Regions from separate parts of the Homo sapiens genome. Here region 1 is linked to region 2. A link is a loop called in an ENCODE intact Hi-C map of the cell type or tissue named here. Cell type or tissue: HCT116. All regions are shown on one strand. Each heading gives the region's core, and the rest is flanking DNA. Links, peaks and the distances in the headings are about the cores only.

Region 1 (9,184 bases), core at 613-8,612, 73 kb after region 2:
CCTGGGTGGAGTACAAGTTCAACCCTCGGGAGTTGTGGTTTCCCCATGTGGAAGCTGGCAGCATGCCACGCACCTGCCAGGGCTGCCGCGAGGGTTCGCACACACTGTGTGTAATGCTCCTGTGTGAGTTCCCCGGTGACCCAGGTCCCACTGGGGTGGCCGGCGTGTAACCAGGACAGGAACATCTCCAAAGCCACTCCTTGTTTGCTGCCTGGTGGCTCAAGCAGAACATCTGTGCCTGCAGGGGGCCCATAAGCCTTAATGCCCTGCAGAGAGGGGGCCTGGGGGAGGCTGGGACTCACACCAGCTGGGGAACAAGGCCTGCAGCTGGGGGGCTACCAGGATGCTCCTTGCCAGTAAAGAGGGTCCTCAGGAGATCAGCCACAGCTCAATCAGGAGGGTCTGCCCATTTCACAGGGGAGGAAAGCGAGCCTCTGGAGGCTGAGCTGCCAGCAGTCACGGGGCCAGCGCACAGCCAGAGCTGACCACTCTGTATGACTGGCGGGTCTGCGCCCTTGGCATACCACAGCAGCTCTCACACCAACAGAGGCTGGACCTGCTGATCAGCCCCCGCTGTGGGGGGTCCCGCCTCTGCCCACACCCTACCCCACACCTTCACAGGGGTGGACTGTCACCCTCTAGCAGACTGTCCTCCAGAGACCGAGACACGGAGCCTCTCCACAAGGAGGGAGGAAAGGGAGGTGGAAACCAGCCTTACCCTGGACACCGGGTGGTCCTTGCTGCATACCCAACCCTCATTGGTCAGACTGGTCTGGGAGGGCCTGGACATGCCCGCGGGGTCCGTTTCTGAATTCCCGTTGCCTGGCATAAGCTCTGGCACTTAGTAGGTCCTCAGTTAATACTTGTCAGATAAATAAATGGCCTCCTTTGGGGAAATGAAGAATGTCCAGGCTGGCCACGGGGAAGGGGCAGTGTTAGGAGTGGAGAGCGAGAGGGTGAGCCAGGCAGATGGGACCTTTATTCAAAGGGCAGTGGGGAGCCATGGAAGGTTTTAGGGAGGGCCATCGGATGAGGTTTTCATTTTAGAAAAGTCCTTCTGGCTGCTGGGTGGATGGGGTCAAGATGAAGACAGGAAATCCAGAGAGGAGGCGGCTGCAGGCTCGCGGGTGAGAGGTGACCATGGCCAGGCCAGGGCGGAGGCAGGGAGGTGGGCGGAGGGGGGCTGCTGGCTCTGCCAACTGTGACCCCAGCACCCAGCTCAGGGAATTATGGCCAGAGACAAAGCAGCTTAGAGCCTGACCCCTGCCCTGGAGCAGATAGGCCTGGGAAGGGGGCTGATGGACACGCTGATGTGATGGGACCTGAGAGGTGTTCTTGTCACCAGGCCAGTTTGGCCCCCATCGCCCGCCTGCCGGCTGGGGTCTAAAAGGCTGGCTGTAGCCCCAGCAGAGAGGACAGGGCCTGTGGGACCCCAGGTGCTGGGAGCACAGAAGCCAGCCAGGCCATCTGGCCCGGCTGAGACTCAAGTGATAGGTCCGCATCAGTGTCAGGCCTCCATGCCCCCCATCCTGGGATGGGAACAGCACATCACAGTTTGCAGAGCCCTGCGGCAGGGGTGACTCTTATTGCCATTTTGCAAATGGGAAAACTGAGACTTAGAGTCTCTCTGACTCACATAAGCAGGACAGGAGACAGTCGAACCAGGTCCCCCAGCTGCAATTTACCACATCTCAAACCCTTTTCCTCTCTCTGTCATTGATTAATCTTTGCTTCAATGTCCACATAGTTCTGTGATTTGCTTTGGGTACATAGTAGCAATAATTATAGCAACAATTTCTAGCAGTTTCTTGGTGCCAGACACTTCTGTCTTTGTTGCCTCGTTGAATCTTCACCATCAACCTTGAATATGAAACCCATTTTAGAGATTAGGAAACTGAGGCTCAGAGACTGTTTATAACTTACTGAGAATCAGGCAGCCCCACTGAGGTGCTTTACCAGTCTCCCCTTTACCAGTGGTTCTCAAACCTTGGCACACCACAGGAAAACCTGTCAGAATGCAGATTCTAGGCCCCAGCAATTCTGGTCCTGTCCGTCTGGGCAGAGCCTTGGCAAGCTTCGTCTTTAGGAGAGAAGCCCAGGTGACTGGGGGTGGGGCTTTCCGGAGCCTGTGTTGCAAGAAGGAAGGCAGGGAGCATGTGATCTTCTCTCGGTCTCCCTCACCTTGACCCTGTCCCAAGGCCAGCTGCTGGCCTCAGGCTGCCTGGTTGCCTTTGAAGGTCCATGGGGATCCGATGGAGGGTTGGTCGTGCTGAAGCCAGGCTGGGTGTCATCCTGGCTCTGAGCACAGTCCAGCCTGGCTAGAGTCAAACCCAGCAGCTTGACCGGATCCTGCTGACCACAGACAAATCCACAACTACCCCGTCCACCTCCCCCAGGCCCATCTGCCTCTGTGCCAGCCAGGCTGGCAGACACTCCATCGGGCGGGCCCCACCTGGCTTGGCCAGGGAGAAACTGGCAGCCACAGCCCCTGGCCTCCCCGATCCCTGTCCCTTGTGCACTGCCCATGGGAGGGGCAGTGGCCTTCCACGCTGGGTCTGGCTCCTGCAGTAGCAGAGCTGGGTGCAGACACGGGTTGGAGGCCGGGGCCATGGGGGCATTCGTAGGCTCATGAGTCCCTTCTCACTCTCTTCTGGGGACTGGGTTTCTGCTGGAAGAGAAAGGGACCAGCCTTAAAAGACATCGTGATTAAAATGGAATTATTATTTCAGCCTGGAAAAGGAATGATGTACTGATCTGTGTCACAACATGGATGAACCTTGAAAACATTCTGCGAAGTGGAAGAAGCCAGGCAGACCCCAAAGGCCACGTGCTGCTGTATGATTCTATTTATGCAAAATATCCAGAGTAGGCAAAATCCATAGAAACAGGAAGTAGATCAGTGATTTCCGGGGGCTGGGGAGAGGAGGGGATAGGGAATGGCTGCCGACGGATGTGGGGTTTCTTTTTGGGGTGGTGGGAATGTTCTGAGTTTCTTTTTGGGGCGGTGGGAATGTTCTGGCATTAGACTGTGGTGATGGTTCTAGAATTCTGTGAATCTGTTAAAATCCAATCAAGTGTACATTTAAAAGTGGTGAATTTCATGTTATGTATATTGTACCTCAACTTTAGAAATGCTAAAATAGAAACAACAAAATCATCATGATGCAACGCCTTTCCTCATAGACCTGGAGCGAGGCCTGAGAGAGAAGCCATATAAGGCAGATGAGGGGTGGGATGGAGAGCTTCCTTTCATTCGCTGCCTGCCCAGTGAGGGTCTGCTTCCTCTGGCACTTACTTAACAAACCCGAGAGTCACCCATGTGTGAGGCATGGGCTGGGCACAGAAGGGTCCACGCCCACCCCTGAAAGTGCTCGTCCATGCTAGAAAGACAGAAGGATGGGGTGGTCATTGAACCTAAGTCAGACCGTGGCTTCCCAGCTCATGCAGAATAAAATGCTCAGGCCTCTCCCGGCCTGCTGGGTGCAGGACCCCGGCCCAGCCCACCTCTCTGAGCTCTGAGCTCATGTCCTGCCCCATCCCTCTCACACGCACACTGGCCTCCTTGCTGGCCTGCAACAGATCAAACTCACCCTACCTCAGGGCCTTTGCTCGTGCTGGTCACCTGATATCTGTGAGGCTCCCTCTCTCACATCCTTCAGGTCTCTGCTCAAATGCGTCTCCCCCAGGAAGTCTTCCCTGGCCTCCCCAGCTAAAACAGCCCCTCCCACCCCTCCCATGCCATTTACCATACTATAGTTTTCATCTTAGCCCTTATATCTCCCTCCAAGAGCTATTTATTGACATGAAAATTTGCTTATTGGCTGTCTCTCCCATTCGAGAGTGGGCTTTCTCTGGGGAGTGTGCACTGCTGAATTTCCAGTGTATGCAACAGTGCTGAGGAGAGGGTAGGTGCTCAGTTAATGCTTTTTAATTAAATTTTCTATTGTGGTAGAATATACATGACATAGAATTTACCATCTGAACCATTTTTAAATGTACAATCAATGTCATTAAGTATATTCACGTTGCTGTGCACCTGTCACCACCATCCATTTCTGGGACTTTCTCATCATCCCAGACAGAGACTCTGTACCTGTTAAACAAGAACTCGCCATTCATTAATATTCTTTTGAATGACTAATTGAATGACTAAGTGTATTTCCTGTGTGTCGGTCACAAGCTAGGTGATGAGCCAGTAAACCTGGCGCCTCGGAGGGTGTGTGTTCCCGTATCTGTCTCGGAGATGGACAGATCGACTCAGAGAGGTGTGAAGGGCTTTGCCCAAGGTCACACAGCTGGTCAGGGTGGGATTCAAACGCAGGTCTTTCCCCCTTTCCACACAGTGGCAGTTCTGGGGGATCACTGCATGCAAAGGGCATAGCCATGGCACCTCCAGGCCTCCAGCCCCACCCAGGGCTTCCCCTGCTGCCGCTCCCCCAAGGGTCACTGTGTCGGCCACATGTTCCTGGTGTCCTCGGCTCTGGCAGGCTGACCACCAGTCACAGGCACGTCTTGGGACCACACTTGGAGGTTTCAGCTTCCCATTTCACCTGGTGCTCTTGGGGTGGAGGCCGGGATCATGGAATCCTTTTTCCATGGCCTTTAACACAAATCAATACTGTGCCCAGTTTAAATGTTTATGTAACTCATCATCTGCCGGCTCTGCTATTACGGTGTGCTTTTCTTTTTATAAACCAAGCTCAGGGGAGGTGATATTAAGTCCAGGACTTGCCTGGCGAGGCCCAGCGCGTGTGCAGAGGATTCAATGTGGCAATAAGGGCGAGTTCCCTGCACAGCGCCTGCCATGGCTCGTCCCAGCCTCCTCCCTCATCTGCTTGTGTCCTCTACACGGTAGGGAGGAGGGAGAGGTCCAGAGAGGGGAGGTGGCTTGCCCAGGGTCACAGCCACAATGAGGTGGAACAGGGATTGTTTCCAAGGTGTGTGTGGGGGTGGGACCCAGGCTCCTGCCAGAGGCCAGGGCGGCAGAGCCCTGACAGGCAGATCCTGGGTTCCTGGGTGTCCAGGTTACGTGGGTGGGCAGGTGGCAGCTGGCACCCACCCCATACAGACACTCTCTGACACCCCCCAAAAATACTCCCACCAGCCCCTTCACATTTTCCTCCAGCCAAGTGACCAAAGCACAGCTCAGGGCCCATTTGCCCTGGCCACACTGTCCCCACTCTCCCCACCCAACCTCTGACCACAGGCCTGGGAGCTGCCCCATCTCCACCAAGTTCAGGCTGCAGGAGGAAACGTCTCACCAGGCCCGCTGGAAGGTGGGGTGGTGATGAAATGTGGGGGTTCTTCAGCGAGAGTGGAATTCAGTAATAAGGTGATCATCACTGCCGGGCGGTGCCTGGACTCATGATGAGCCAGGACTAGGTGAGTGCAGAGGGCTGGTGAGCAGGCCTGATCTGTGACCCCGGTGGCCCTGCGGCTCTCAGACCCCTCACATAAAATCCCATCAGGGATATTCCGTTCCCTGGCCCGGAATGAGGTCTTCGTCTTTCTGATCGCCCTTGGAGAGCCCAACGGCCTTCCGTCACTCACTCAGTGCTGATGTCCAGTCCCGGCAACAGTCTGACTCCGCCCAGACTTGGCGCTTCCCCTCCCATGCGCCCGCCGCCCGGCGTGCTCCCTGCTGGAGGGTGACATGGGGAGGGGCCTGGCTGCAGCCCTTTTCAGGCAGCTCTTGTTGGCTGGGAAGGGAGCCTGGGGATGGGCCGCCTTCTACCTGCCGGTGGCTGTGCCCACTCTGAGTGTGCTTGGTGGGTGATTACAGCTGCTCACAGCTGTCAGGAGTCCTTCACAGGGCAGTCTGGAAGTTTCCTGTAGAGCTGTCTCCTGCAGAGTCCTTACCTAGGGAGACCCCGCTGTATGTCCTGTGGCCAGTAGCATCCTGTGGCTTTGCTCAATCCCCCAGGCACAGTGTGTGCACCCCCAGCCTCCCTCTGCTGTGTTCTCCACGCCCCTCTGGGCAGCCGGCACTCAGGACCTAAGGTGGTCCTAAGCAGCTCTCCCCTGTCCCCTGGAAGTACGTGGAGGTAAAAGCTGCATCCCTGGCAGAATCAGACCCCAAACTCCAGACCCTTTTGCTGTGAGTCTCAGGCTAGGGTCTCCCACCTGCAGGAATCATTTTGGGCCTTTTGAGGGTCTCTTTCATAGACGTGGGTGGGGCGTCTGCTCAGCACCTGCTTTCTCCTTCACCAACTCCTCAGCCTCCCATCTCTGACCCCATAAACGCTGAGAGGAGAACCAGGCCTGGGGGGCAAGTTCAAGGACTCAGGAGGCAGACCGCTGGAATCCAATCTCTCCCCTGCCCTTACTAGCTGAGCGGCTGTTGGCAAGTTGTCTTCTCTGTGCTTCAGTTTCTTCATCTGTGCAATGGGGGTGATAACAGCACACAAGAACATCTTGGAGTTGTTAAGAAGATTCAGTAATAGGTGTAAAATGCTAAAGCTGGGGCCTGGCTCCCAGGAAGTGCCCAGAAGGTGTACTGTGATAACCACAGACGCCACGTCACCCCGCTGGACCTGGACTCCGTGAGGAGGGGGCTCCCCATCTCCTTATCCCAGTGTCAGCCCGCTGCTGGGTAAATTCGCTCGCCAAGCCCATACCAGGTGCTAATGGCTGCAGGAGCCTCTTCCTCTCCCTGACATTTCCCTTCGGCAGCAGGCGGACCCCTCCTTCCTCGCCCACCTCCATCCTTAGCAGCCCTGATACCTCTGACAATGCTAATTAAATGCAACAACCTCATCAGAAGGCTCGAGCTGGGCTTGCCTAAGGCCCCCTCTCTGCCCTGAGCCCTGATGGATCATTAATGGTGTCAGCAGCACTTATGGTGATGGACGAGGGGAGCAAGTCCCCCGACGTGCTGGGGAGGAAGTCCGTGACGAGCATCTTCATCTCCTGTCTGCAGGCCTCGGCCAGAGTTTCCAGGGAACGTCCTAGTCCACAGAATCGTTTGAATTTCACATTTACCCTGGGAGAACCATGGCCAGGCAGGGATGTCAATTCCCATTGTATCCATGAGGCAGTCAGGGCTCAGAGAGGGCAAGAGATTTGGGTGAGGGCACACAGCTGGTAAGTAGTGGGGCTGGGACTGGATTACCACGGCTTTGATGAAAGCTGCAGGGGGCATCTGTAAGATCCAAGGGCGATGTCTCCCCCAGGTGGCACGTGGAGAAGAAAGCCAGCAAGTGCCACCGGCTTGGGGGTAGCCCAGTTCTCGGGGGCTGGAGCCTGCACACTCTCATCTCAGCTCTGTGTCAGTTTCCTAGGGAAGCTGTGACAAAGTGCTACAAACTGCGTGGCTTAAAACAACCGAAATTTGTTCTCTCACAGTTCTGGAGGCCAGAAGTCTGCAATCACGATGCTGGCAGGGCTGGGCTCCCTCTGACGGCTCCAGGGAGGACTCTGTTCCAGGCCTCCCCACCAGCTTCTAGTGGTGGCTGGCAATCCTTGGCATTTCCGGGCATTTCCAGGCATTGGGAGGCCCGGCTCGGCCCCCCAAAGTGCTGGGATTACAGGTGTGAGCCACCATGCCCGTCCTGCCCTTCATTCTTGATGCCTCCCTTCAGCCTCTGCCTCTGTCTCCCCATGGCCTCCTCCCTGTATCTGTGTGTGCTGTGTCTTCATATGGACTTCTTATCAGGATACCAGTCCTTAGATCTAGGGCCCACCATAATCCAGTATGACCGCACCTTAACTTGATCATCTGCAAAGACTCTATTTCCAAATAAGTTCCCATTCATAGGTACCAGGGGTTAGGATTTTAACATCTTTTTGTGGGATGCAGTTCAACCCACGATACCATCTTTGCCCATCTCTGGCTCTGGCGTGCAGGGACCTGTTACTGGGCGGGTCACTAGGGATACCACCTCTCACCTCTCTGGGCACCCATTGGTAGGCCTGTGCTGTGCCCAGCACCAGGGGGCTGGCTGAGGCCTCCTTGTTCAGTGGCTCCTGTGTGCCTCTCCACTTGGGGGTTGCCCTAGAGCTGCCCAGGAAGGGAGGAGGCACCTCAGGGGGGGAAGGACAGCATGAGTTTCCATGGGCTTCTCGTCACCCACACAGAGTGACTTGGAATAATGCACCCAGTGGCTGATCTGGGGCCCTGAGCTCGAGGCTGCAGCCAGTGGCAGCTCCAGGCCCTGCAGTGTGGGGACAGCGATGGCCAAAAAGAGCACATGCCAAAGGCCCTGCCACTTAGGGGACTTTGGGAAAGTTTGACCAAGTTTCCTTGTCTCTAAGTAAGGAATGATAATTGGTCGATGGGATTGTTCTGAGATGAAAGTGCTGGTCCTTGGGAAAGCTTCAGCTGAAATGTCTTTTTATTTTGCCCTTCACTCTTTTTTTTTTTTCTTCACTGTTGTCGCCCAGGCTGGAGTGCAATGGTGCAATCTCGGCTCATTGCAACCTCCACCACCTCTCAGGTTCAAGCAATTCTCCTGCCTCAGCCTCCCAGATAGCTGGGATTACAGGCGCCCGCCACCATGCCCGGATAATTTTTTTGTATTTTTAGTAGAGACAGGGTTTCATCATGTTGGCTAGGCTGGTCTCGATCTCCTGAGCTCAGGTGATCCACCCGGCTTGGACTCCCAAAGTGCTGGGATTACAGGTGTGAGCCACTGTGCCCGGCCTGCCCTTCATTCTTGACGAATATTTCGACTGAATTCAGAATTCTGGGTTTCCAGGTTTTAACATTTTCTTTCGGCACATTAAAAGAGTCTTCTGGGTGCCATTATTTCTGCTGACAAGTCAGCAGTCTCTGAGTCCTGGTGTCTCTGAATGTAATATGTTGTTTTTATTCTAGCTGCTTTAACATTTTCTCATTATTTCAGTTTCCAGTAGTTTGCAGTTTGACCAGGATGTACCTGGGTATAATTTTCCTTGTGCTTATCCTGCTTGGAGTTAGCTAAGCTTCTTAAATTTGTAAATTGATGTCTTTTACCAAATTGAGGAATTTTTCGGTCATTATTTTTTTATGTGTTCTTTTTAGTATATCTTCTCTCTCCCCTCCCTCTACAACTCCAATCACATGTGTGTTGAACCTTTTGATATGCAACAGGTCTTTGAGGATCTTTTTCTTTTTAAAAAAATTTTTTTTCTCTCTATTCTTCAGACTGGGTAATTTCTATTGAAATCATCTTCAAGTTCACTAACTCTTCTATTTTCTCAGACT
Region 2 (16,132 bases), core at 514-8,513:
ATGTCCAATGTCATCTTTGCCCGTGGGAGCCCTGCTTGGGTTCCTGAGTCTCTTGTAAAATCTCAAACATCTTAGGAAGAGTTTAGGTTTTGTTAGTCATTCACATCTTGGTGTGAATTCGTCAGAGCAGGTTGGATTTTTTTTTTTTTTTTTTTTTTTTTTTTTGGTGGCAGGGCTGGGTGGCTTACTCTTGGCTGGGCTCAACTGCATTGAGGGTTATGGTGATGATTAGGTGTACCTGCAGGCCACCTGGGGGCACAGAGAACTTTGCATGAATGGGGTCAGGGTGTGGGGAGAGCAGTGCAGCTGATAGGGCACTGGGCCCTGGGCCCTGGACCCTGGAGGGTGCTAGGAAGTCTCCATCTAGTTAGACATTTCTCAAGAGCTGGATATGGTTCCAGGAAGGACTCTTCCTGGCTCTGTTCTTTCTCTTTTTGCGGCAGGCCTCAGTACTTAGCTTTAGAGTGAGTTGAATAAGCACTTCCAGACTAGACTGAACTTACAAAACCCATCCATCCTTCCTTTGCTTAGCACCATTTGCCAAGCACATCCTGCCCTGGGCAGCAGTGATGACCAAGACACAGGAGCTCAGCCAAGGGGAGGTGGTTCAGGCTGACCAGGTAGATCCTGGCAGTGACTGGGTCTTTCTGGGGAGCAACAGTCACTCTCATGTGCCTGACAGGTAAGGCACTTCCGGAGCACACTTTTCAGCTGAGGCCAGAGGCACAGCTTCCCCTTGTTTGAGCATCTCAGCCATCACACACTGTTGGACACTCATGCTTTTTGCATCTGCATAAAGGATGTACCCATGTTTTCCTAACTCCCATCCCTGGATGTCCTGTGTGATTTCAGAGTAGTCTGTTTATTCCCACAGAGTTGTCCTGATTTTATAGTTGAGGAAGTGAAGGATGCTTGGGAATTGCTAAGGTCATCATGGGGTCCTGAGGCTGTCTGAACGCAGCAGGCAGGCAGGTTTTCCTGCATGGAATTGTCTGCAGGTTTTGAACTGGTTGTGCCCTGGATACCATCTACTTTCTGCCCAGGAAACCACACTGAAGAGGGGATGCTGCTTGTGGGAGACTCAGCATTCAGTGAAATCTGCACCCTTATGGTGGACGTTGCAGCTGATCTCCACAACAGTTAGTCTCTCTTCTTCCAAGGAGAACACATATGGTTCCTAGTAAGAGATCTCAGGCCATAGCTGGATGTGATCAGTGCAAGGATGATCTCATTCCCCTTGCAGTGACTGGTTCCAGAATGGATGTGGGAGTCAGTTCTGGAGGTTGAGTGGAAAGTAGGGAGAACCACAGGTAGTTGGTCCCTCTCTTGTGATGGGAACAGGGAAACCTTGTGGTGGCTGGCAGCCATCTGACACCATGAGGGGAGCAAGTCTTAGGCCACCACCGTTGATGGCAGGGCAGAGAGTGAGTGAGATCCAGGACATAGAGGCCTGATGTCCAGGCCGCCTCTGAACTTCCAGTTACATGAGCTGTTACTTTTCCTTTTCGTTGTGCACTTTCAAGTCTCCGTTACTTGCAGCCCATAGCACCCCAACTCGTACAGCCCTGACTGCTTATCAAGAAAACCAGGAGGCTGATCTGTAACCCACAGCTAAGACTCGAGATACATAAAACCCAGAGGGATTTTTGTTTGCTTTCTGTTTTGAGAACCCTCTTTCATTTCACTCAAGTCAAGGTTGCCAATTTCTGGTTTTCCCTCCTCAGTCCTATTGAGGAGGTATTTTTGGTCAGATAAGAGAGCCTGAGATCTGGCATCGGGAGATCTGGGTTCCTGGTGGGGTCTGACCCTGGGTCTGTAATATTGGGCAGGTCACACGGTCTCTCTGAGCCTCAGTTTATTCTTAATAGATCAGTAAGTGATGATGTCTATTCTTTAGGGGCCAGAGTTAGACTAGCCCTTAGAACTGTCATCAGACTGGCTAGCCTAACTTCCACCCCAACCTATGGGGAAACTGAGGCTAAGAGGGGGGACATTAGTGGTGGCACAGAGGGAGATTAGGGAGAGTCAGCCTTTGACTTTTGAAAATCAAGATGTGGACTGTTCAGATTCTGTGTTCCTTTCGCTTCTGTTTGGAAACGCCACTTACATAAGCTTCCCTTGGGCTTCACAGCGAGTGTGGGCTCCATTTCAGTGCTGGGGTGCCCTCCATCAAATCACATCACTTTCTGAGCCTCAGTTTCCCTGCACTGCCTGGTGCCCTGGGTTGTCATGAGGCTGTAAGGAGCCAAGGGCATGTGGACTCTGAAGTTCTACACGTGTAAAAGGCGACTGCTGTCAATTTCCCCAAATTGTAGTGTAGGCCAACTCCCACGCCCCTGCTGTAAGCAATGTGCTCCTTTCTTTTTAATCAACCCGAACTTAAAGCTTGGCGCAGTCACAGAGCACGGTTTTTCTCATTTTCTTTCTGGAAGATGAAAATCAAATTCTAATAAAATTTTTCCACTCCATCTCCTGACTGTTGTCATTTGCTACACTTTTTAGTGTTTATCCTTAAAGCTTGCAGAGCTAAGGGATGTTTGGTAAGAAGTGTTTAGGCCTTGAGACTGGAAGAGCCGCTGTATGAAGCGCTAGGCTCCATGGAGAGTGTGATGGGGAGTAAGAGAAGGAGAGTGAACTCCTGTGAGTCCACCAAGCAGAGGGACATACTCTCAGCAACTGGGGTATTTCCTTCCAGTCTTTTTTTAATGCCCATGTCTGTTTTTAATGAAAACTGTAATCTGTCTGTATCAACAATTTTGAAGGCTACTTTTCTAGTTTGGCATGAGATTATAGGAATTTTCCAGGGCTTTGCTCCAGGGCTGGCTTCATGGATATGCAACCTGTGTGGTCATCTAGGTCCCCACACTCAGAAGGACCTGTGCTTGGGTTCATGTTCTGCTGTTACTATCTTGAAATTTTTAAGAATTTCACTTTGGATCCTGTGTTTTGTAAGCGAAATCTGATGGGACGGGGGAGCCTGGGAATGAGCAGAGGGGTACGTGTGGCAGGCGAGTCTGTGGTTACACATATTGGCTCCCACAGCACGCTACCCTGTGTTCACTTGAGCGTCTGAGCCCCATGCACAGTGGACAGCTCATGCACCTTCTCAGTGCGTCTGTAGTTTCACAGGCAGGGGCCATGCTTTCAAATAATGCTCCAAGGCATTGATGTTCTCATGCAGTGACTTCTAAGAAACATGAATGACGCAGGAACCCTATGGTGTCCTTTCTTAACGTGTGTTACGTGCCCATATTTGCCAATCGCTGACACTGAAAATGATTACACAGAAGGGAAGGGAAAAAGAGGGCACCTATAGTTCCTTTTCCTCCTAGTCCTTCCTTGTTTATTATTGAACCAAGGGTAGAGGGTGTTGGAAGAATGTACACATATCCAGAAATGAAATAAGAACAGTTAAGTTAGTTTCCTCTGCTCTGGTAAGAACAAAATCCATATGCGAAATATAACTTGTGCATTTTGGTGAGTCTACATTCCAGTTACGTGCTCTTATGTTTGCATTTAAAATTGGAGGTGCACACTAGAATGGTGAGTGATAAAATGCACGCTAAGAGTTTAAGCTTTTTTTTTTTTAAATTTGAATTGACATTAAATAGCAAATAACACCATGACAAAATATGGAAGGCATGAAAAGGTTTTGTATCTTAGCACCTTTAATGATGCTTTTCCTTTGCTTTTTGAATAAGAGGCTCTGCATTTTCATTTTTCCCTGTGCCCCACGAATTATAGGGTTGGCCCTGCTCTGCTGGAACTCTGGGTAGGGTGAACTCCTTGGCCCTGCCTTCTACCTCCTTGGCTTTCGTGATTGGTGGAAATGGTGAGAGCCTGCCATCCATTGGGCAGCTCTTCCCTATGGGGAGGGGTTACAATATTAAATGTCCGTGCTCCTCTCTCACCCATTGGGTCCATGGGCCTCTGACTTCCAGGTTGCTCTACAGGGGAGAGGCCAACAGTTATCTTATTTTACAAGCTAGAAGTTAGACCTACCTCTCCCCGCAGGACCAAGGGGTGGGGAGGTGAAGTAGGGGTCCATAGCTCTTTTTTTTCCTACAGGTTTACCATTAATAAAGCAGATTTTTTTATTCCTGTCTTGCGGCCAGTCTTTTCTGTGTAATCCCAAGTCCCAGCAAGGAAGAGGGGTGACTGGTTACCTTGGCCCCGCCCCCAAGTCACACAGTACACGTATTGACAACCATCATTTCATTGGCTGCATACTATTCCTGTGATACATGTGTCATCATTCAGTAGTTCAATTAATCATTTCCTTATGGCTGGATATTTAGTTCCCTCCCTTCCCTCCCTCCCTCCCTTCCTCCCTTCCTTCCTTCTCTCTCTCTCTGTCTCTCCCCCACACACTTTCTTATTTTCATAACTAACACTGCAGGAATGAACACCATTTGTGTGTGTGAAGACCCCCTACTCCCATCGTTCCCCCTTAACCTTGGGATGATGCTCTTCAGAAGGAATTCCACACGTGCTATTTCATATAAAGATCACTAGCATTTTTAATGTTGTTGACACACATTGGCAGATTATTCTCCAGAAAGTTTTTCTCTTTAACCACATGCTGATCAACATTAGGTAGTCTAATTTGTTTGACCTTTGCAAATATCAAAGATGAAAAATATTTATTGTAATTCACGTCTGCATACCAATGAGGTTGAACATTTTTTCCTTTTGTTCAGCGGGTATTGGCTGATCCCTGTTATGTGCCAGGGTGACATTAGATTCTAGACATACAAAGTTGAAGAGCAAGGCTGTGTCTGCCTTGAAATGTGGACTCTCCTCTCCCAGTGTCTTGGGTGCCACTGCGGGACCTAGCTACTTCTCAGGAGAGAGTCTGAAGCTGCTGGAGGAGTCTGTACATCCCTCAGCACCCTGGGGAGTCCTGTTAGTTACACAGGGCCTTGCAAAGACAGGCATCTCACCATTAAGCCCTTGAGCAGAATGATCCAAGTGGACTTTAGGATGAAATAATTACAAAACAAACACAATAGCCATTATTATGATTCACCATTTATTGGCTATGTACTATAATACTATATGCTGGACATGAGGCTGCGTGCATCTCATTGGAGATGCCCCAGACCTGATGTTGTGTATATTATTTCCCCATTTTACAGAGGAGAAAACTGAGGCTGAGGTGCTTGTTCAATGTCACATAGTTTGTAAGGGACAGAGCTGAGTTTTGAATGCAGCCTGCCAAACCCACGCTCCTGACTGCTACATTAATTGGCTGGGACCCACAGGGCAGGGTTAGGTGGCCTGTTCAGTTCTGATTATGCACCACACTTAGGAGATTTTGGGATTTGAACTAGACTACCTGGCTTGGTGCTCTTGCTATCTGTGTTGCGATGAAAGGCAATCGAGAGGGTTCAGCAGGAGGAGAGACCCCCTTCACGGCACAGGTAGATGGCAGTGGCAGAGGCCACAATTGGACACGTGGTCCAGGGACTGAAGGGCAGGTGGCATTTCCAGGTTGGGGGGTGATGATGTGCTGGGACATGGTATTCTAGCGCATTCTGGGCAGGAGGAACGGTGTGTGCAAAGTGGCATAACACTTGTCCCCTGACAGTGTCCAGCTCCTCTGCTTGAGACCAGGAGGCAGTTAGTTAGTTGCCAGCCGGCCCGGGAGCAGGACACACCTGGGGGCCCCTGTGCTGCCCAGGACAGGCACTGCCCTCCTTGCACAGTGGGGGCCATTGTCCTCCAGAACCCAGGGCTGAATGTCCCATTGAGGCAGAACAAAGGCTGCTCAGAGGTTCCCAGCTGGGGTGTGGGCTGCCGCAAGCAGGGATGGGATCTCCAACTGCAGGCCAAGGGCCTCCTCCAGGCTGGCCTGGCCTCCTGCAGCCCCACCCCCACCCCTCCTCAGGACCAGGACTGTTGCTGCTGGAGGCTGGACCTGGGCTTGGGCTCCCAGGCCTGTGCTCTGGGTCTGGCACAGCTGCCGTGCCCTTGGCAGCTTCTTCATCCCCTGGGCAATTTCCCCATCTATGAAGCAGAGAGAGAGCGAGCTCCCAACCAGCAAGGCTTTCAGGCAGAATTGAATGAAATAGTGCACACTCTGTAGGTTAATCTCAATAAAAGGGAGCTCTTTCATGATCATGATTAGCTTCTGAATGTTTTTTTACAATTTCAAAAAAGTTTTGATGCAAACTTTCAAATTTGTGCCACTTCTGGGCCAAAGTGTTTAAGAAGGGAGTGCACCTTCCCCCCTCCCTCTGTCCCAGAGAAGGGAGAGATGCCGCTCCCTGGAGCCCCTCATCACTCTGTGGAAGGGACTGCTGGCCAACTGTTACAAGAGGAGAAACTTCTTTGCATTTGTGAGAAAATAGTCTATTGAACTGCTTCCAATCTATCAAGATCTTGCTGTACTTCCTTCATTTACTCTCCCCTGCTTTTGGATGAAGAATTTTTAGGCAAATCCAAGACTCCTGTCATTTCCCCGTTCCATCTGCAGGCATCTCTGAGTGTTGAGGGCATTTCTTGTAGCCCAGTGCTGTTATCCCACCTCACAAAACATATCCTGATTCTTTGTTACCTAAATTCTGGTCCATTTTATGAACGTCCCCAGTTGTCTGAGAAATGTCTCTTATGGTTGGGTGGTTTGGCCCAGGATCCAAAGTCCTGCACCTGCGTTTGGCTGTTCTGTCTCTTGTCTTTTCTGACCTAGACTCAGCCTCCATCCCCTTTTCAGGCTACCAACTTGTTGAAGACATTTGTTATTATTTTATTTTATTTTTTTTAAGACGGAGTTTCACTCTGTCGCCCAGGCTGGAGTACAATGGCGTGATCTTGGCTCACTGAAACCCCCGCCTCCCGGGTTCAAGTGATTCTCCTGCCTCAGCATCCTGAGCAGCTGGGACTACATACAGGTGCCCACCACCACGCCCGACTAATTTTTGTATTTTTAGTAGAGACGGGGTTTCACCATGTTGGTCAGGCTGGTCTTGAACTCCTGACCTCAGATAATCTGCCTTCATTATTATTTTAGAGATTACAGTGTCACTCCCACTGTCCCTAATTTGTGCCTGGATTCCATTTGCCCTGTGGGTCTGGAAGGCTGAGAGGTGGTTGCTGGGACCTGGGCATCGGCCTTGGGGCTGCCCCTCTCTCCTCCAGGACCCCTTTCTGCAGAGTGGTGCCCTCGCCACTCCCTGGCTGAGTGATCTTGGGCAAGTTGTCCAGCCAGGCCGTGCCTGGGTGACCACATCTGAGCTGGGGGTGAGCGTGGCTGCACCATCCTCTCTGGGATGTGGTGGGTGTTGAATGAGATGGTGCATGCCACGTGCTCCGTGGGCCTGGTGCCTGTGGGTCCCTGTCTTACCCCCATGATGGGGATGTGGCAGGAACTGGGGTAGCCACCGCCTGCCCACACAGTGCTCACTTTCTGTAGGGGAGACACCCCTCAGCTGGTCACTACATACAGCAGGACCAGCACTTTCTGAGGGAAGAGGGATGTTCTCTTGGGAAGTCTGGATGCTGAAGACAGTTTGTTACTCTGATTAATACCAGTTACAAAGAAATCCCCACATTCCAGGGGCTTGATGTCATAGAAGTTTATCCCTTTGTAACAGTTCATTGTGGATGATCCCAGTTGGCCCAGGAGTCTCTTCCACAGAGTGATGCGGGGCTCCAGACCCTTCTCATCTGTCAGCTCCCATGTCCTCTCCATTCTCCGGGGAAGAGGGTATGGGGAAGGTGCACTCCCTCCTTAAACACTTTGGCCCAGACATGGCACTTGTGACTTCCCTCACATTCCATTGGCCAGAGCTAGTCACATGGCCCCACCTAATGCAAGGGGCTCTAGGAAATGTAGTCCCTGGCTGGGCAGCCCAGTGGCTACTCTGCAGTGGGAAGAACCTGCATCTTGGTGGATGTCTTGCCATCTTTGCCACATGACCCCACAAAACAAACCTTTACATTCTCAGTCCAAAAAACCCTACTAAGAATCCTGTGCTGGAGACACCCTCACTCAACCCCTGACCCTCCCCTCTCCCTGCTTCAGTGTCCACACGTGCACGGTGCTGTGAGATGCAGAGTCCAGAGTCATGCGGTGGCTAGGAGGTCAGGGACGCCTTCCTGGGAGAGGCGATGTCTGAGCTGAGTCTGCAAAGCCAAATAGGTGATGCCCAGGTGGATCAGGTAGGAGAGGGATTCCGGGCTTCGGCTGCAGCAGGGGTAAAGGCTGGTGTCTTGGGAGAGGGCATCCTGTGTAGAGAGGGGTCTGTGGGCCACTGAGATTTAGAGGATGTGTGTGGGGTGGGGTGGAGTGGGAGAGGAGCTGGAGCGGGATGGGAAGTGGGAGGCAGGACTGTTTGTGAAAGGCTTCAAATGCCGAGATAAGGAGTTTGGATTGTATCCTATTGACATTGTGGAACCAGATGGAGATGGGGCATTTCCCTTTGTTTGAAAGTATTTTGATTTCTATTGGCTGTCTTACTACAAAAAACATATGTAGTCATAGCAAAAAGTTCAGAAAATTTAGAAAGAGAAAAGGAGGAAAAGAAAATCCTACCACTGAAAATATTTTGGTATATGTGTTTTTGCCTATGGGTATACATACTATCTAGGTATATATATATTCCTACATTTTTTTATTCACTGAAAGATGGTTTTTGAGCATCTACTGTGTGCGTATCCTATTTTGTAATCTTTAAAATTTTCTCTTAATGATATGGGAGCTTTCTAGCTTAGAAAATAACACAGCCCATTTTCTTAGCTTGCTGGGACTTCTATAACACAGTGCCACATACCGGGCAGTTGAAACAACAGAGACTTACCGCCTCACAGTGCTAGAGCTTGGGAGTCCAAGATCAAGGTGTTGGCAGGGTTGATTCCTTCTGAGGCCCCTCTCCTTGGCTTATAGATGAACATCTCCCTACTGTGTCTTCACATGGTCTTTCCTGTGTGTGTCTGTGTCCTTAGAGGGACACCAGGCATATTGAGTTAGGGCTCATCCATATGACTGCATTTTACCTTCGTCACCTTGTTAAAGGTCCTTTTTGTCAAACACAGTCACATTTTGAGGTTCTAGGGGTTAGGACTTCAACAAAGGAATCTTGGGGAGGGGGCACATTTCAGCCCAAAGCACCCGTCATCATTGGTAATATCAGTCACATGCTTCTTCTATGTATTTTAAAGAGTTCCATGCTGGTGGGTATCAGAAGTTATGGTTGGTTTAGGATCATGAGCAGTGTTGTGAGGGCATCTTTGCACCTTTTTGCGTGCATATTTGGTTATTTCCCTAGGGTGTGGAATGGCTGCTTCTGAGAGTTTGGTCTTTCTGAAGTATCTTCATCTAATGTCAACTTTTCCTGATGACCAAACTTGGTACTAACAACTCCCTTTCCCCAGAGCATTGCTAGTGGCGACTAGATCCAACATATTTAATATTTGCCAATATTATGGTAAAAATTGCTGTTTTTTTGTGTGTGTGTGACAGAGGCTTGCTCTGTTGGTCAGGCTGGAGTGCAGTGTCGTGATCTTGGCTCACTGCAACCTCTGCCTCCCAGGCTCAAGCAATTCTTGTCTCTCAGTCTCCCAAGAAGCTGGCATTATAGGCTGTGTTCTTTTAAAGCATTTTTCAGTGAGATTGAACTTCCTTTATTATATTTATTGACCATGGCATATATTCAATTGTAAGTTTTTTTGTGCACCGTTCTTGGCCTGTTTCTCTACTGTAATTGTCATCTCTCTTGCAAACACTGACCCTTGGTTTGTTGTTTCTGGTAGCATTGATTTTATGTGGTTAGATGTCATGACTCTTGTCCTGCTGAGCATGGATCTCCCATTCCACAATCATGAGAAGAACCAACAATATGGAGGAGGTGACACCGTGTAGCTTTGGAGGCTAAGTAAAAAATAGGTCATGTGCTTCTGCCTTGGAGCCAGCCACCATATTGTGAGGAAGCCCAAGCAGTTTGTGGAGAGGCACATGCAGAGAGGAACCAAGGTCCTGGTTGAGCTGCCTGCCTAATATCCAGCACCACCTTGCCAGCAGGTGAGTGAGCCATCTTACAGGTAGAGCCTCCAGCCCTCAGGCAAGCCATCCATATGGAACAGAGATGAGCCATTCCCACCAAGATCTACCCAAACTGCAGATTCATGAACCAAATAAATGGTTTCTGCTTGAAGCCATTAAGTTTTGAAGTGCTTTGTTACACAGCAGTGGGTAACTGGAAGAGTCATGGATTCCTGACATTGAATTCCTGGTCCTCCTCCTTCTCAGGCTACTTGTCTAGATGTTCTGTTCTCTCCATGATTCTGTGGATCCCTCAGAGCCTTCCGGTAACTTCCTTCTTTGCTTGTGTTAGCCTGGGTCAATCTCTGTTGCTTATAACTGACAGACATGGGAAACCAGCCCCAGCAATGAGAGGTGACCCAGCTCAGATCATGAGACAGGACAGGAATCCAGGCCTTTCTGAAACATAGCCCAGGGTCCCATCCCACAACGTGTCAGTAGACACCATGCCTGCTGGGTCATGCCTGCTTCCGCTGCACCCTGCCAGCTCAGCACCTGCTATCTTCCAAAGGCCATTGCTGATTGCTTGTACACACCTGTTAGTTCATGCACAGACAGCAAAGCATGTAGTTGTGCTGCCTCCTTGCCTTCCTGCTATGATCTGAATGTTTAAGTACCCCCTCCAAATTCACAGGTTGAAATCCAGACCCCCAATGTGAGGGTATTTAAAAGGTGGGGACTTTGGGAGTGATGAGGTTGTGAGGGTGGAGCCCTCATGGGTGGGATTAGTGCCCTTATAAAAGACCTTAGAGAGCTCCCTTGCCCTTCTGTCATGTGAGGACGCAGCGAGAAGGCACTGTTTGAGAGTCAGGAAGTTGGACCTCAGTGGACACCAAATCTGCTGTGCCTTGATCTTGGACTTCCAGCCTCCAGAATTGTGAGGAATAAATGCTTGTTGTTTATAAGCCACCCGGTCTATGATATTTTGTTATAGCAGCCTGAACAGACTAAGCCACTCCCAGTGATGAGCCTGCATGATGTTTTACACAAACAGATCACTGAAAGAAGGAATTGGCCAGCAAAGATGATGCTCAGCAGAGATGTGAAAGATGTTAATGCTGGAAGTGAAATTTAAATTGGAGGTAAATGGAGTCATAGAAGAAATCCATGATCTTGGGAAGCTGAAGCTACCCTTCAAGAAGCTCTTATATGCAGCCAGAGGAGTTGAGTGAAGGTGAACACACTGATGTAAACCAGGAAAGGAGTTGTGCCCCAAAGCATGGAGATGTCCCAGAGGAAGCGAGGCTGGGAAAAACGTTAAAGGAACTCTTGAAGATATTTCACAGTGTTGAAAGTGCAAAGGATAAAATCTTGGAAGCTGGTCTGGAGAAAGATAATTCTGCAAAGCATAGAAAGGGTGCTTTTTTGGTATCGTAAGGTATACAATAACAGTAGCGAGCACTGTGCAAACTCTCTCCATATGTCTTTTACAAAGAAATAAAGCACTTGACATCTCAATGTTTCTGATGCTTTAAATTACATTGTACCAAATAAATATTAGTTGTACTATTTTAAAAAAACTTTCCCGGTTGGGCATTGTGGCTCACACCTGTAATCCAAGCACTTTGGGAGGCTGAGGTGGGAGGATCGCTTGAGCCCAGGAGTTCGAGACCAGCCTGGGCAATATAGTGAGACCCTGTCTCTTCAAAAAATAAAAAAAAATTAGCCAAGGATGGTGGCATGTACCTGCAGTCCCAGCTACTCAGGAGGCTGAGGCTGGAGGATCACTTGAACCCAGGAGGTTGAGGCTGCAGTGAGCTATGATTGCACCACTGTACTCCAGCCTGGGTGACAGAGCCAGACCCTGTCTCAAAAAGAAAAAAAAATTCCCAGTGCATTCCCTATGGACATTTGTAACTGTCCATAAAAGACTTTTTAATGTCTTGACAAAAAATTTTAAAGGCCACAGAAGAATTGTAATTTCCTCATTGATTATTAGGATGGCTTTAAATGGTTTTAGCTTTCATGCTCTATTTTTTTTTTTTTTTTTTTTGAGATGGAGTCTCGCTCTGTCGCCCAGGTCGGGGTACAGTGGTGTCATGTCAGCTCACTGCAACTTCTGTCTCCTGGTTCAAGCAATTCTCCTGCCTCAGCCTCCTGAGTAGCTGGGATTACAGGTGCCTGCCACGGCATCTGGCTAATTTTTGTATTTTTAGTAGAGACGGAATTTCAACCATGTTGGTCAAGCTGATCTTGAACTCCTGACCTCAGGTGATCTGCCCGCCTTAGCCTCCCAAAGTGCTGGAATTATAGGCGCAAGCCACCGCACCTGGCTCATGCTCATTTTTATGGATCCACACCACCCGTACAGCAAGGACTGCCTGCACTCATTCCAAGTGGTCAGAGTGGTCACCGCATGGGCCCTCCACGTGGCCAGGCCACAGTGATGTTTCAAACCCTGGCTGGGGGATTGCATTCAATATCCCCTTATTAAAGGCGGCAGCTCAAGAATATTAAATCATGGGAATTCCTCACTGTGGAAGTGGGAAGGCAGCCCGTGGTTCACCGTGAGGGGCACCCAGAGCTCCCCCTCCACTGCGTTCAGTGTGCAGCCCTCCAGCCAGCCTGTCTGCTTCGGGAGCAATCCATCATGGAATGAACTGACCGAAGGAGCGAGGGGCTGAATGATGTGGTTCCTACGCCGACTTTCAATGTGAAAGGTGATAAAAACAGCCCTGAATATTTTATGGCCCCAAGGAGAGGTAAGGCTCTTTATTGAAGCTGTGAAAATATAATCCATCATGATAATGTGTCCCATATCGTCAGACTCTGCGAGCTAAGTTGTGTGTATGTTAAGGTGCTCTTTTTGAGAAGATCTTAATTTTATTTCTCTATTTTATTTCATTACAGAAACGTTTGAACGTGTAGACAGTAGAATAAAGGGGGGGGGGGGAAATAACATCCTTCATTTCACTACTCCAGAAACACTGCTCACATTTTGTTGCATTTCCTTCTAACTACCCCCTGCAGATTGTACTATGTTTTGTGTCTTTTAAAATATTAAATGCACTGTCAACATTTTCCCAGATCATCCTGCACTCTGAGTTAACAATTTTTATTGGCTGCATAATACTTCACGATGTAGGTATTATTATTCATTCAATAACTATTTATGGATTCATTGATCCGATTAGTGTTGATTGTCTATAACAGGTGTGTGGGTGGGGTAGGGGGATTCAGGAAGAAGGAATAGGGCGCAGCTCCCCCCCCCCAGGATTTCTGGAATGAGGGAGACATAACAGATGGCTGTGATCCGGTGTGAGGGGCAGGGATGCAGTGGGCCCGTTGCAGCCTGGGAGCAGGTGGTCAGAGATGCAAGGCTGTGGGCAGCAGTGGTTGGTGGTCCACAGCAGTAGGCAGCAGGGGGAGGGGGCGACATTCATGGCAGGAGGGACATTATGGGCACAGCACGGCGTGGTGTGTTCAGGGTTGGTGGAGCGTTCACTTACAGTCTTGCAGATCCTGGCAGGTGTGGTGGTGATCTGTCCAGGCAGGGGAGGGAGAGGGAACTGAGAGTCATCAAAAGTCTCTGGGAGTTTGGAAAGGAGAGTAGGGGGCTCAGAGGGAGTGTGAGCACTTCCAGCAGAGGTGAGAAAGCCCCCAGTCAGTTGCCCAGGGTGGGCAGTGGAAGGGAAGTGGAGGTGAACGTTGTGGGGTGGAGAGGGTTTTCAGGCAGGCTGGGAGCTGCCCAGTGTGCTGGAGGAAGGCTGGGTCTCCTTGAATGGTGTTTGGTCAATGCAAGACCACAGGAGTGTGACTAGAAGGCTGGGGGTGCAGATGGTGGCAGGTGGAGGACAGAGAGAGCTTCTCCCACTGCTGAACAACGACTGCCCCAACTTTATGGGATGAGCATTCTTATGAATGCCCATTGTCCTGTATTCCAGATTATTCTTGTGTCTGTCCAGGTAGGGATGCAATTTCTTGATGTAGGGCTATAGGTGTTTTTAAGGGCTTGCATAAAGATTTGAATATGATGTTGTCTAGTAGAGTAAAAATCAAATTGGGCAAAACATTTTTGTTTGGGTGATTTTTGGAAGAGTAAGTCCACGAATGCAACGCAGCTCTGGAGTCATCTGTAGATTACAGCAAGCCCATCAGTCTCTATGTCTCTTGCTTACAACAAAGGATTGATTTCAGCTCCAGCACTAGGTGACTTGTGCTGTGTTCATTATCCCTTGATAGGTGTCTGACAGGAGATGGGGCTTGGGCTGTGCCAGGGAGGAGCCGTGTGGTGCACCACCTATCTCTGCAGGCATAACTATTTTGTCTTCATGGCAAAATAATAGCGATGATGGTGATGAGGAGGGAAGCTACCATTTCTTGACTGCTCCTGTGTAATGACATGTTGGTGATCACATTAGGGCTTTATGTCCACTCTGGGAGGTGGTGAGAATGACATCGCGTTTGCACATCAGGACGCTGAGCCTCAGAGAGGTTGAGTCCCAGGACGAAGGCCACACAGTGAGTGCCACAGGTACCATTACCACCTAACAAATGACTCTGGAGCTCAGTGATGTGATGAGAACCATTTTATTCTGTCTCCTGGATTCTGTGAGTCAGGAATTTGGGCAGAGCTTGGCTGGGCAAACCTTCTGCTCTAAATGGCCACCCATGAGTCTTCCAAGCTGGTGGGTGGACTGATCTGGGGGGACTGAGATGGTCTCACTCACACATTTTCTGCGGGGTGGGGAGAGTTGGAAGGCGGGGCTCCCCTCTCCAGCGTGCAGTCTCAGGGCAGTTGGACTCCTTCGATGGCAGCTGGCTTTCCCGAATCAAGTATCCCCAGATACCCAGGTGGAAGCTGCTTGGCCCTTCCTGACCCCTGGGACATCTCAGTGTCAATTGTGTCACCTTCATTTAGTTCAAGCAAGTCACAGGCCGGCCCAGGTTGAAGGGCAGTTGGACTCAACCTTTGCATGTGGGAAGGGCCAGGTTACATGGTAGAAAAGCAGATGGGATAGGAGACTGTGCTCTGGCCCTCCCTGGGAAACACGGTGTGCCACAGACGCCCTGGGCAGAGCCAAGACCCCCACTGGGCTCTGTCTGACCTTGGAGCCACTGCCCCGCTCCTGAGCAACACCCTCTTGTCCCCCTGAACAGTCACAGGAAGAACGGGTCCCTCTCTCCATGCCATTTTCCTGTTAAAAAATGCAAAAACATCCCATACTTTTGCTCATTTAAACACAGAGGAAAGGAGGTGAGTGAAAGCTTTCTTTAGGGGTAGATTAGATGTGAGGCAGACCGGTGGCCCTGGGTGTGCACCGGGTGGAAATTATTCTTACAAACAGGGCCGGGTGGGGGTGCAGCCTGCCACCGCCCCTCTGGCCGTCTGCCTCCACAGGAGGCTTGCAGGTGCCCACATCAGCCAACGTGGCCCTCGGTGGGGCTGTGCTTGCCTTCTTGCCAGGGCCACTGCAGTAGGGAGGAGTGCAGAGCAGAAACAGGTGAGCTGGGCTGAATTTTCTGCTTGGCTAATTCAGTGTGGCTTGACTCCAAGAAGGACACACCGACCTCCCCATCATCTTGTTTGTTCAGCCTTGCAGAAGCAGTTTTATGAGAAACCATTACAGCCCCGGTGGTCTGGGCCCAGACCCGGTGCACACCACGTGCCCGCACTGGTGCGGGGGGACCATTCTCGGTGAATATGATGGATGCACAGGAAGCCGCCCTGCCATTCAGTGAGAGCTCACCATGTGTCTGCCCCTGGGGTGGGGTGGGGTGGGCAGTTTCCAGCCTTTGCCCATGGGATAGAGCTGCTGGAAGTCTCCCCGAGCTGAGGAGGCAGAGCTGGGGTGGCTGGGGCTGGGGGTTGCCATGGATACTTCCTGCAAGTCCTGACGCCGCTCCTTCCTCTTTGGGGATCTGTCTCCCATACTGTCCCTGCTGCCTTTACATCTTCAGGGTGGAGAGGGACTCTGGCCATCCTGGGGCCAACCATCCTGTGTCACTGCTGGTGTTTGTGACCTGCGGTGGGCCCTCCCTCAACTCCGTATCTCCAGCTCTAAGCCAGAGACAAGAATATCCTCTGTGGGGGGGTCCCTTCAAGGGTGGATGGAGATGAGGCGTTAGGTGTATCCGATGCTCAGGAAC

The links. A loop is a pair of places that touch in the nucleus more often than their neighbours do. Peaks named below come from ENCODE experiments on the same cell type or tissue, not always from the same donor. Only the 100,000 strongest peaks of a DNase experiment are listed, where the experiment ranks them.
Region 1: it touches region 2 in a loop (2.3-fold over the local background); 7 of 110 quality-filtered maps call a loop at or near these places.

The regions. Positions count from the first base shown.
Region 1 is chr4:6,386,987-6,396,170 of GRCh38, reverse strand. The region is part of intron 1 of PPP2R2C (protein phosphatase 2 regulatory subunit Bgamma); the gene reads left to right. Among named protein-coding and RNA genes, the nearest start is that of PPP2R2C, 81 kb to the left of the region's middle. RefSeq lists enhancers at 1,876-2,429, 2,430-2,983, 5,009-5,721, 6,576-7,075. In HCT116, for the core only: a CTCF peak has its summit at 8,107; a DNase peak (open chromatin) is centred at 4,190; H3K4me3 peaks cover 911 bases; H3K27ac peaks cover 908 bases.
Region 2 is chr4:6,453,111-6,469,242 of GRCh38, reverse strand. The region is part of intron 1 of PPP2R2C (protein phosphatase 2 regulatory subunit Bgamma); the gene reads left to right. Among named protein-coding and RNA genes, the nearest start is that of PPP2R2C, 11 kb to the left of the region's middle. RefSeq lists enhancers at 5,180-5,725, 5,726-6,271. In HCT116, for the core only: no CTCF peak of the experiment used is centred there; a DNase peak (open chromatin) is centred at 3,855.